Linked DNA regions of Homo sapiens: regions 1, 2 and 4 are each linked to region 3. The links are chromatin contacts, found by Hi-C or POLR2A ChIA-PET in ENCODE. All regions are on one chromosome and are shown on one strand. Each heading gives the region's core, a stretch centred on a gene start or an enhancer-like site at or near the end of the contact. The rest is flanking DNA. Distances are from core to core; before and after follow the strand shown. Region 1 overlaps MBP (myelin basic protein). Region 2 has its middle 37 kb from the start of LINC00908. Region 3 holds the start of TSHZ1 (teashirt zinc finger homeobox 1). Region 4 overlaps ZNF236 (zinc finger protein 236).

Region 1 (2,700 bases), core at 186-2,685, 1.8 Mb after region 3:
TAACCTACTCCCTCCTGTGGAGCCACTGGCAAGGTTTTGGGGAACATGGGTGTGAGTCCACGCTAGACCTCAGCTGCCTGCCCTGGATCATTTGAAAAAGGGGAACTTTTAGTTTCCTGCTAAATAGAAGGCCCCAAAAGAAGCCAACCAATGCCGTGTCCCCGTGATAGGCCAGCGTGGCTGTCCCAGAAGCAGAGAGGGGAACAGCACAGGCTCGCATGTCTCCAGGGAGCTCAACACCAGATGGCTTAGTGATAGGAGCCCTGGCTGAGGGTGGCCGCATCTGCAGTGACATGGCTGCTTCCCACTTCCCTGCACCTGTCCTCATGGTGGCTGCTTCAGGGGAGGGGTGGGCAGGGGCCCCACTGCAGGTCCAGCCAAGGGGCACACAGAAGCTGGACATTTGCACACTCAGCTGGGTCGGGACTGAGCTCCGTCCTCAGCCCCTGCAGCCAAGACGCCAGTGTCAGCCGGTATGCTCCGCTACGGGGGCTGGCTGTGGTTTCAGAGTCTCACCCTAATTCCAAAGAACAAAAGCATCTCTCGAGTTCCAGGGACATTTTGTCAGTTGGAACAGCATTTCTATAGTGTGCACCCCACATGCTATGTGCACACATCACAAAGCACACACGGGTACTCTTACACACACACACTCTGATGCACGAGCTGCGGGCACTTCTGTGCATCACTTGCTGAGCTGTAGCATAGAGGCAGAATTCCTTACAGGGAAGAGTTCAGGCCTCAGGCACACTGTCTGCTGGCATTTTATGTGGAACACTGCCATGTGCAAATGAAGTCTTTGAGACAGGAGAGGAGAGAGCAGCAGGGACGAGGGGTGTCCCACCTGTCACTCAGTCATCCAGCAAATATTGATGAAGCTCGTCCCATGAGCCGGGCCTGCGTCTAGGTGCTGGGATATCTCAGCGAACAAAACAGACAGATGTCCCTGCCTTCATGGGGCTCACTTTCCATCCGGAGTCGGGGCTCGGACAATAAACAACATAATCAGGGACTGTGACAGAGGTGACTGTACTGCCCCACTCTGCATCCTTCTTCCTCTTGGCCCCCTCCTCGAGGTGGGGCCACATGATGCTTCTGGCCATCAGAACTTGAGTGGACGCGATGACTGCCCCTCGGCCTGGTCTGCAGGGTGCTTGGCCCTTGGGCTGTCCTCCCGGTCCCTCCCCGCCCTGCCCTCCGATGGCAGAGACTCTATGTGGAAGCCACAGGACTCTCCCAGGCACACTGGATGGAGAGCCGCCTGGCCCTCGCTGAGCTATGATGTGAGTGGACATCACCTTGAGCCTCAGAGATTTAGGAGTTCCTCTGGCAGGCCTGCAGAGCCCACCTGCGCTGACACAGCTGCACTTCTAAGTGGGAGATGTCAACGAGAAGGGACATGGAGCGAAGAGCTCACCCCCGGATATCTGGGCAAGAGACTTAAGGAGGAGGGCAGAGCTTGTGCTTCAGCCACACCCAGGAGGCTGCGGGAGGGAGGGGCCGCAGGAGATGTGGTTGGAGAGGCCCCTGGGGAACAGGTGGAGGGGATTTGAGCAGGGAGCGAGGTGCTCAGCAGCTAGCTGGCAGGGAGAACCAACAGGGATGGATCAGGATGGAGGCTGGGACCCACTTAATCACCCAGGTGGGCAGAGGAGGGCTTGGGCCTTGGTGATGGGAGAGGTGCTTGCTAAGTATCAGAGCTTCCCTGGGTCCTTGGCACAATCAGCCATCAGTGCTCTCAGCAAAGACATAGAAATAGTGCTCCTCATTTTGTACCTGGATAAGGGGAGAGCTCAAGTTCCAATCCCTGTTAGCGGCGGGTGACACAACCATGCACACATCTCAAATTCCAATTCCTGTTAGCGGCGGGTGACGTCACCATGCACACATCTCAAGTTCCAGTTCCTGTTAGCGGTGGGTAATGTCACCATGCACACATCCTGTTTTCTCCTGCTCTGCCACTGTGATCTCCAGATGATCAATTTCATATTATCAGGAAAATGACCTTTGGCACAGAAAGCCCAGAGGAGAAGGTGAGGGACTTGCATGCACGCACACATTTAAATGTCAACATTCTATGGAATTCAGTATCATAAAGGTATGCAAACCATGGGAAGTAATCATGAGTTTGCTCTGGGAGGCCCCGCAGTTAGAAGGGAACCTTCTGGGCACGCACATCGTGGATGGAGACAGAGGAACGGCAGCGCCGCCTGCTGCTGCTGGGCCCTGCGTGTCTGTACCACCTTCTGTGGTAGAGAAAACAGCAGGCGGCTTTGCTGCAAACTCCAGCACAGCCTCTGTGTGGGAGGAGCAGGGTCAGCAGAAACCCAGAGGCAGGAAGGAGCTGAGCTGAGCTGGTGCAAGAGTGTCCTGCCCTGGGAGGAAGTGGCTTTGTACCAACTGATAAAATGCCCAGAGTAGGGGGCACATAACTGTAAACTTCTAGAACCCACATCCTCAAAGCCCAACCCCTGACCCAGGAGGTGCATGGGTGGCTGTTCCCTCCCAGCCCAGTGCCACCTCTGCCATCCTCCCTGGCTGGGAAAGATGAACTGCGCTTAAAATGGGCTCAGTTTTCTTTTTCCTTTCTTTCCTTCCTTTCCTTCCATTCCTTCCCTTTCTTTCCCTTTCTTTTCATCCTTCCTTCCTTTTCTTTCTCTTTCTTTCTCTCTCTCTCTCTCTTTCTTTCTCTTTTTTTAA
Region 2 (2,700 bases), core at 175-2,674, 1.4 Mb after region 3:
CTTCGATATATGTAGTCAGAATTCGTGGCTGTTGTCCTTAATTCTTTCTTAAAGGCAGAAACAATAATGTCAATTCACTTCATGAATAATGTAAAAGCAATTTGCCATTTATATGGCGTTACTTAATGGTTCACAGACTATAGTGGTGGATGCAGTTGATGTTAAAGAGACTTGGGTCAGAATTCCATCTCAGCTGCTTCCTAGCTCTGTTACCTTGGGCATATCCCTTGGCCTCTTCACCTTCCATTTCTGCATCCGTAAAATGGACATATTCATACCGATTTGGCAAGATTCCTGCTGGGGGTTGGTGATCGAGATCATCTGTGTGCAACCTCCTAACAGGATCTCCAGGGCGTCTGGTCCTGTGCAGAGCTCACATCTCTGTGGGCTTCTTGTCTTGCCTCTCAAAGCTAGATGTTAGGTGTCAGGAGGTGTTGGCCTCCTGGGAGCTAGAATATTGCCTTCCAAATTTTCCAAAGCTTTTTAACATATTAGGAAGCCTAAGATATGTTAGCCAGAGTGATAGGTCAATTCACTAACCTTGAAGGCTTGAAAAAAAAATTGCTGATTCATTTTGTTTGCTGAGTACAGACTTTCAGTATTTTTGTGCTAAAGAAGATTTATTTAACATTTTATCATTTAATTAAAGAAAGCATGTTTATAATCAGTTTGTGCCTGTCCCAAATTGTCCCTTTGTCTTCCCAGACTTTGTCAGAAATTCCCTTTCTCGGAGCAAAAATGCTTTTGTGCAGGCAACATTTCTTAGATGTTTTTGTACTTAGAGTTTGACTTGAGGATATTTGTGGATGGGACTCAGATTTCAGAGTGTGGGAGGAGAAGAGGTCTGGCCAATGAGGAGGCGGCTTTGCTCGGGTCATTTGCATCTGGCCGCCCAGGTTCCAGCAGCTCCATCGCGTTGGTGAAATATATCCTTTAGGGGATGTCACGGCTTTGGTTAAGTTTTCCTTTTTACTCCTTAGCTGCTAGCGCAGTTTTAATGATAGCTGTTTCACATGTGCATGCGGCACTCATGTGGGCAGAGCTGTCAGAAGACTGTAAAGTCTCAACCATCCTGCGATTGCTTGCACCTGAGGAAGACGGAATGACGATGTTCTGCGCCATGGTATTCCTTTGCTCATTCATACACTGATTTATGGCTCGTTGTTTTCCTTTGGCTCAAGGTGACATCAGTACCTACAAAAAGGCAAATATACGTGAGAATGCTTTTATAGCAAAATCCTTGTTTGCAAAGGTAATGATGTTCTAAAACTGGAAAAAATGCAACTCAGGCAAAAGGAAGAAACCCTAGCGTGACTTTTTCTTCCTAGCTTTTGTGGGTAGTGAAGTTTTTCTCAACATGCTATCAGATTGGTTCCATTATTTAAAAGTATTTTTAACACAGGAAAAAGTTTCGTGTTTTGTATTTCGCAATGCGATTCGATCATCTTCCGCTGTTCCAGATGGTGGCTTGCACCGTGCAATCAGGCTGGATCTTACACAAGAATCCATTCCAAACCCTGAATAAGGGCCCAAGCCCAGAGAGGGACTTGTGTATCCATTGCCACAGGAGCATTACAGAAACATGCCCCCTAGGCTTGGACACCGTGGAATTCAGGGAGCAATTCTAGCTAGGAATAGTAGGGAGATAAAGATTTGTTGTTGTTGTTGTTGTTGTTGTTTGTTTTTTTGAGACAGAGTCTCACTCTGTCACCCAGGCTGGAGTGCAGTGGCGCGATCTCGGCTCACTGCAAGCTCCGCCTCCCGGGTTCAAGTGATTCTCCTGCCTCAGCCTCCCGAGTAGCTGGGACTACAGGCGTCCACCACCAGGCCCGGCTAATTTTTTGTATTTTTAGTAGAGACGGGGTTTCACCATGTTGGCCAGGATGGCCTCAATCTCTTGACCTTGTGATCCGCCCGCCTCGGCCTCCCAAAGTGCTGGGATGACAGGCGTGAGCCCCCGCGCCCTGCCATGACGGGACTTTCTGACGTGGCGCTGTGTCTGGGCTCGCCCTTTCCTCGGATCCCACCTCTCCGGAGGACGGGGAGAGTGCTGGGTAATCCTGGGAGTTCCTAAAAGCCAGCACAGAAGGCAGGGGTTTCTTTCTCTGGGGGACTTCGGAGGAGGTGGCCACTGGTCTGAGAAAGTCTAAGTGTAGGTTGGGACTTCGGTCAACTGGGACTTAACTATGCCACTCAAACTGGTGTGCATGCAATGCCACTTCTGCTGGGTCTGAAGAGGGAGGCCCTGCACCAAGGCCACGTTCATAAGACACAGGGTGGAGAAGAGAGATGGCATCCCATGGGGAGAGCTTGTCTCCCAAAGACTGGTCCATCTGTTGAAAGAGGCTGTCCTCTCCCCTTATTTCCTGAGGAGCTGCCCAGGAGGGCTCCCTGCTTCCCTCTGGCCTTCACATTGGCCACCGGGACCAGGAGGAGCCCTCCCTCTTCCCTTCCCCTACCTGTCTCTCTCTCTCTGTCTCTCTCTCTGTATCTCTTTGTCTCTGTTTCGCTCTGTCTCTCTCTCTATGCCTCTCTCTGTCTTCCTCTTTCTGCTTCTCGTTGTCTTTCTCTTTGTTTCTGTCTTTCTGTCTTTCTCCCTCTTTCTGTCTCTCTCCCCCATTCCCCCGTCTCTCTGTCTCTCTTTCTTTGTCTCTCTCTCCTTCTCTCTGTCTCTCTCTCACTGTCTCTGTCTCTGTCTCT
Region 3 (2,700 bases), core at 159-2,658:
CCCCTTCCTCCTGGCGCGGGAGAGGCACCGGATATCCCCACCCTCCCCGAGCTCTAAAAGCCGGATTTGACTCCTCTCGGGCAAGGGTGGCGGGGGGGACGGCGGGCAAGGGGGGACGGGGGACTCGCGCGTCCCGCGGTCGTCTGCGGCCCCGAGCCGGCGGCAGCCCCGGGCGTCCCCGGAGCTGCGCGGCGGCCGGCGCAGGCGCCTCCCCTTCCCGTGCGAAGCGTTCACTTCCTTGCAAGGTGGTACGAATCAACCCCGAGCGCGGCCCGGGCGGCGGGGCACGACCGGGGACCCCGGGCAGGGCGGGGAGCCCCTGCCGCCGCTGCCGCACGCGCACCCGTACCGACCGCGGGGCGGGGAAATGTCCAGTGCCTCCCGCTCCCCAGGCTGGTGGCTTCCTGTCCCCGGAACCCCTTGCGCGTGCTTTCTGTCCACGGTCTGTCCCATGCAAGTTGCAGGAACTAAGCCATTTTATTTATTTTGGCCTAGATTTCATGTTTTTCCATGAATGTTTTAAGTAGATCTACAAGACTGTTACAGGTTTCCCATTGGGAGAGAACACACATATAGAAAACCAGAAGGCCAAATTCCCAGAGCACAGACACATTTTAAAGTTCTACGTGGGGATGCCGAGGGACTTAACTGAATTGGAGACGTTGCACTGCTGTGTGAGGACCTCATTTTCGAACCCAGCTAGAAAGATCTGTCGTTCCATCGTGTCCGTTTTCTCCCTACTGGCGTGCATGGACCAAATGTCAATTCACTTTTTATAGAGGGGCCAAATTAAATATTTCCACACTTTTCTGTGATGAACTAAGTCCATCTTTACATTTTTATTTAAATTGTAAAATTTAATTTTAAAAATATCTTGCTTTTCAGTTACCCACGAATTACCAAAATATAAAAGCTACTCTGGGCTCCTCCCCAGCCAAATCTAACCCCCCAACCTGAGATTGCAAAAGCGACACAGATATTTTTCCCCCCAAATGTAGGACATGCTTCACCCAAGGGTAGTTTGGATGCACGTGGTTGCGTGTGTATGAATGTGCAAGTGTGTGTATGTGTATGTGTGTGTGTTGGGGGGGAACTAACAGGTTTAAAAATCTGCAGGAACTAATGTCTACTTAACTTAGAGCATATGGGTTTTACCCGGTATCAGCCAGTGGGTTACAATAACAACACTGAATGAATTCCTCCAATGTACAATCTTTTATGTTATGCTGTATTAAGATTTCTTTTTTTTGTCATATTGTTTAGCTCCGAAAAAAAGAAAACAAAGCAATTAAAAAGATTGACAGGTATGGTTTGTGAGAGACCTATTTGTAATTGTCAGGGTGACGTTGGCGAGAGGAGGAGGAGTAAAAACTGAAGCAGGAAAAGCAGCTCGATGTGTCTGTCTATCAGTTGAGACTGTCTGAAAGCTCTGCGATCCGAATGTGTGTTATATTTCACTGAAAAGAGGAGAGAGCGAGAGTGCATCTCCCTCTCTCCCAGGAGTTTGAGGGGGGGGGGGACAGTCCACGCTCATCTCGCCCACCCAGTGAATGTCTGCTCTTCACCCCCTTTGCACACACTCTCCGGGTTGTTGTTGCCTTTTTTTTTTCTTGGAGGGGGGGGTGCTTTTTGTGTATTTTTCAAATTTTTTTCTGTTGGAAGATCAAGACCGGCCAAAAATCCATGATCAAAATGTGTTTGCATTAGATTTCGCATTGGAAGAAGCGGCGATCCTGGCGGCCAAGCCCCCCGGGTGGAAGCGCGGGGCACCAAGTGGCGCTCCGGCGGGGTGACACTGTTTGATCTGTGACTGTTTGGAAGGTGGAGCAGCGCCTGACATCTCCCCCCGGCGCATGTATGTACGGGGGCTTCACTCCTCTGTCTTGTTTGCTTTCTTCCTCTTAGACTAAGTGCGGGGAGGAAAAGGACAGCCTGCATCGGCCTCGCTGGCGCACAATGAGAAAGCTGCGACCCGCGCACTAAAAACACTCGCCGCGACCCCCAAACAGCGAGGAGAGAGGGGGAGAGAAAGTTGCGCTCGGCGACTCTCGGCTCGCGGAAGAAGGCGCAGGGGAGCGCCCGGAGCGGCGCGCCGGGAGGAGCGCCCGCCCAGCAGCAGCGCGGCGGCGGGGAGGCGGCAGCATGGAGCGCGGGCCGCGGGCCGGCCCGCCGAGCGCCCGCTGCTGCGCCCGCGGCCCGCGCCGGGGATGACTCCGGGCTCGGCGCCCAGGCCCCGCGCGCTCCGCCCGCAGCCCGGCGCCGGGAAGCGGGCCGCGCGGCCGCCGCCGCCGCCTCCTGAGCGGCCCCGGGCGCGGCGGTCCATGCGAGCGGCTCCCCGCGGTCCGCGGCGCGCCCGGAGCCCGGAGCCCGCGGGGACGAGGCCAAAGTTGGGCGCGCCGCGGAGTTGCGCCCGCGCCCGGGGCCCCGCGTCCCCGCGCCCCGCGAACTCCGGCGGCGGCTGAGGCGACGGCTGCGGCGGCCGAGCAGCATGCCGAGGAGGAAGCAGCAGGCCCCCCGGCGCTCGGCAGGTAACGGGCGCGCGGCCCGCGCCGCGGGGAGTGGGCGCCGGGAGGAGCAGGAGGAGGGGGCTTCGCGGGCCGAGGTGCGGGACGTGGGCCGCGGGCCGCCCCAAGCTGGGGAGGGGAGGCCCAGCCTGCGCTGGCCACAGTCGTCTGGAGGCTGCGGTCGCCGTCCTCCCCC
Region 4 (2,700 bases), core at 123-2,622, 1.8 Mb after region 3:
ATGTATATTCTGCAGTTGTTGGATGGAATGTTAGGTATATATCTATTAAGTCCTTTTGTTCCAAGGTATAGTTTAAATCCATTTTTTCTTTTTTGACTTTCTGTCTTGATGACCTGTCTAGTGCTGTCAGTGGAGTATTGAAGTCTCCCACTATTATTATGTTGCTGTCTATCTCATTTTTTAGATCTATTAGTAATTGTTTTATAAATTTGGGAGCTCCAGTGTTAGGTGCATGTATGTTTAGGATTGTGGTATTTTCCTGTTGGACAACGCCTTTTATCATTATATAATGCCCCTCTGTCTTTTTTAGCTGCTGTTGCTGATGACAATGCGACTAAGCAATGATATTTTTGCAGTGAATTTCCCAGGTGTTCTTTGTGCTTCTTGTATTTGGATGTCTAGGTCTCTAGCAAGGCCAGGGAAGTTTTCCTCGATTATTCCCCCAGATATGTTTTCCAAACTTTTAGATTTCTCTTCTTCCTCAGGAATGCCGATTATTCTTAGGTTTGGTCGTTTAACATAATCCCCAGACTTCTTGGAGGCTTTGTTCATATTTTCTTATTCTTTTTTCTTTGCCTTTGTTAGATTGGGTTAATTCGAAGACCTTGTCTTCGAGCTCTGAATTTCTTTCTTGTACTTGTTCTATTCTATTGCTGAGACTTTTCAGAGCATTTTGCATTTCTATAAGTATGTCTATTGTTTCCTGAAGTTTTCCTTGTTTTTTATTTATGCTATCAATTTCATTGAATATTTCTCCCTTCACTTCTTATATCATTTTTTTGATTTCCTTACCTTTGGCTACACCTTTCTCTGGTACCTTCCTGATTAGCTTAATAACTAACTTCCTGAATTCTTTTTCAGGTAAATCAGGGACTTCTTCTGGGTTTGGATCCATTGCTGGTGAGCTTGTGTGATTTTTGGGAGCTGTTAAAGAGCCTTGTTTTGTCATATTACCAGAGTTGGTTTTTCTGGTTCCTTTTCATTTGAGTAGGCTCTGTCAGAGGGAAGGTCTAGGGCCGAAGGCTGTTGTTCAGATTCTTTGGTCCTACGGGGTTCTCTTGATATAGTACTCCCCGCCTTTTCCTATGGCTGTGGCTCCCTGAGAACAGAGCTATAGTGATTGTTACCTTTATTCTTGGTCTAGCCGCCCAGCAAGTCCACCTGGCTCCGGGCTGGTACTAGGGGTTGTCTGCACAGAGTCCTGTGATGTGAACCATTCATGGTCTCTCAGCCATGGGTACCGGTGCCTGTTCCGGTGGAGATGGCAGGGGGGTGAAATGGACTCTGTGAAGGTTCTTAGCTTTGGTGGTTTAATGCTCTATTTTTGTGCTGGTTGGCCTCCTGCCGGGAGGTGGTGCTTTCCAGAGAGCATCAGCTGTGGTAGTATAGGGAGGAACAGGTGGTGGGCGGGGCCCTAGACCTCCCAAGAGTATATGCCCTTTGTCTTCCGCTTCCAGGGTGGGTAGAGAAGGAGCATTGGGTGGGGGCTGGGCTAGGCGTGTCTGAGCTCAGACTCTCCTTGGGCGGGTCTTGCTGTGGCTGAGTATTTGGGGTGTCTCCTGGGTCCTGCAGGAGCAATCCACTTCCTTCAGAGAGTCTGTGGGTCCTCTCAGGTTTCCTGATTTATTCCCCTAGTTGTTTGGGAGCAAAAATTCACAATGTGAGCCTCCTCATGCTGCTCTGTCCCTTTGAGTCGGAGGTGCAGTCTAGTCCTGCCTCCCATCCGCCATGATCTCTGGAAGCCTGTGCTTTTGTTACTTTAATAGTTAGTGTTTGCAGTTGTTGAAGTTGGCTATGGACTGCCCCCCTTCACACACACACACACACACACACAGAGACACACACACAGAATTTGATTAGATTAAATTTATATTTTGGCAAGGGCACAGAAATTTATTGGAGTAAAATGGCAGCCCAGAACCTGAGCAAGCGCAGCATTTCTGAGCAGCTCGTTTCTCACTGGACAGAGCTTTCTGTAGGGGCCTTCAGCACCTGGCCAGTCAGAGGCCCAGAATAGCATCTCTGTCTGTCTTCACATCATGTCTGGAAGCCCCTTTTCCTGCAGCATGCAGTTCAGGTGCTGTCTCGGTGCTCAGGGGCACAGAGCAAACAGAATCTGCACCAACTGCTCCTGTCTGCATCCTGTTGACCTGGCACAGACAACACGTGGGCCTTGGTTTCTCTCTTGATTCGCTAACGTTCATGCCCTTCAGAGTATGGATATTGGGGTGTGATCCTACTGCTTGTCTGTCCCTTGTTCACCTTTGTTTCCTACACAGAATCTAGCAGTGGCATCCATCTCTGAGGAAGGAATGATAATAGATGGCCTAGACTAGGTTTCAGAGGGTGGCAGTAGCTATGCAAGGAACTAGAAATGTTAAAGTCTGAGTAGACCCCTTGGTGTGCTCCATGCATTTTGCGGGTGTGATTTGATTGTTCGAGGTGGTATGCTCTGTGAGATCTGTGGTTTGTTTGGTTGTTGGAGGTGATGTGATTCGTGAAATGTGTTATTTGGTTGTTGGAGGTGATGTGATTCGTGAGATGTGTTATTTGGTTGTTGGAGGTGATGTGATTCGTGAGATGTGTTATTTGGTTGTTGGAGGTGATGTGATTCGTGAGATGTGTTATTTGGTTGTTGGAGGTGATGTGATTCGTGAGATGTGTTATTTGGTTGTTGGAGGTGATGTGATTCGTGAGATG

Evidence for each region. Hi-C counts contacts between places; a loop is a spot of excess contacts on that map. ChIA-PET counts read pairs that join two places held with the same protein, here RNA polymerase II (POLR2A). Pooled maps may share reads with other maps.
Region 1: a loop to region 3 is called in a pooled map, with 6 times the contacts of the local background. The contact joins the enhancer-like site here to the promoter of TSHZ1 in region 3. A Hi-C loop is called at or near these places in 1 of 168 maps with a recorded cell type or tissue (CD8-positive, alpha-beta T cell), 5 of 37 single-sample maps with no recorded cell type and 9 of 50 pooled maps.
Region 2: a pooled map shows a loop between it and region 3 (4-fold over the local background). The contact joins the enhancer-like site here to the promoter of TSHZ1 in region 3. A Hi-C loop is called at or near these places in 3 of 50 pooled maps. POLR2A ChIA-PET finds 5 or more read pairs at or near these places in 2 of 52 experiments (AG04449 and MCF 10A).
Region 4: a loop to region 3 is called in a pooled map, with 6 times the contacts of the local background. The contact joins the enhancer-like site here to the promoter of TSHZ1 in region 3. A Hi-C loop is called at or near these places in 1 of 37 single-sample maps with no recorded cell type and 3 of 50 pooled maps. POLR2A ChIA-PET finds 5 or more read pairs at or near these places in 1 of 52 experiments (HEK293T).

Annotation. Positions count from the first base shown.
Region 1 is chr18:77,052,921-77,055,620 of GRCh38, forward strand. All of the region lies in intron 3 of MBP (myelin basic protein), which reads right to left. Among named protein-coding and RNA genes, the nearest start is that of MBP-AS1, 74 kb to the left of the region's middle. RefSeq lists enhancers at 179-679, 1,785-2,686, 2,080-2,129, 2,180-2,309. Within about 2 kb of position 1,436, at least 38 of the 41 ENCODE cell types and tissues checked have a DNase peak (open chromatin) inside an H3K27ac peak, as active enhancers do; they include CD8-positive, alpha-beta T cell, where a contact is called at or near this core.
Region 2 is chr18:76,564,512-76,567,211 of GRCh38, forward strand. No RefSeq gene overlaps it. Among named protein-coding and RNA genes, the nearest start is that of LINC00908, 37 kb to the left of the region's middle. Within about 2 kb of position 1,425, at least 28 of the 41 ENCODE cell types and tissues checked have a DNase peak (open chromatin) inside an H3K27ac peak, as active enhancers do.
Region 3 is chr18:75,209,389-75,212,088 of GRCh38, forward strand. It overlaps TSHZ1 (teashirt zinc finger homeobox 1), which reads left to right and starts at 1,409. Exons shown (of 2, transcript NM_001308210.2): 1 at 1,409-2,528. The coding sequence starts at 2,489. RefSeq lists enhancers at 1-186, 1,226-1,520 and silencers at 1-465, 2,403-2,700.
Region 4 is chr18:76,964,524-76,967,223 of GRCh38, forward strand. The region is part of intron 30 of ZNF236 (zinc finger protein 236); the gene reads left to right. Among named protein-coding and RNA genes, the nearest start is that of MBP-AS1, 15 kb to the right of the region's middle. RefSeq lists an enhancer at 1,982-2,650. Within about 2 kb of position 1,373, at least 4 of the 41 ENCODE cell types and tissues checked have a DNase peak (open chromatin) inside an H3K27ac peak, as active enhancers do.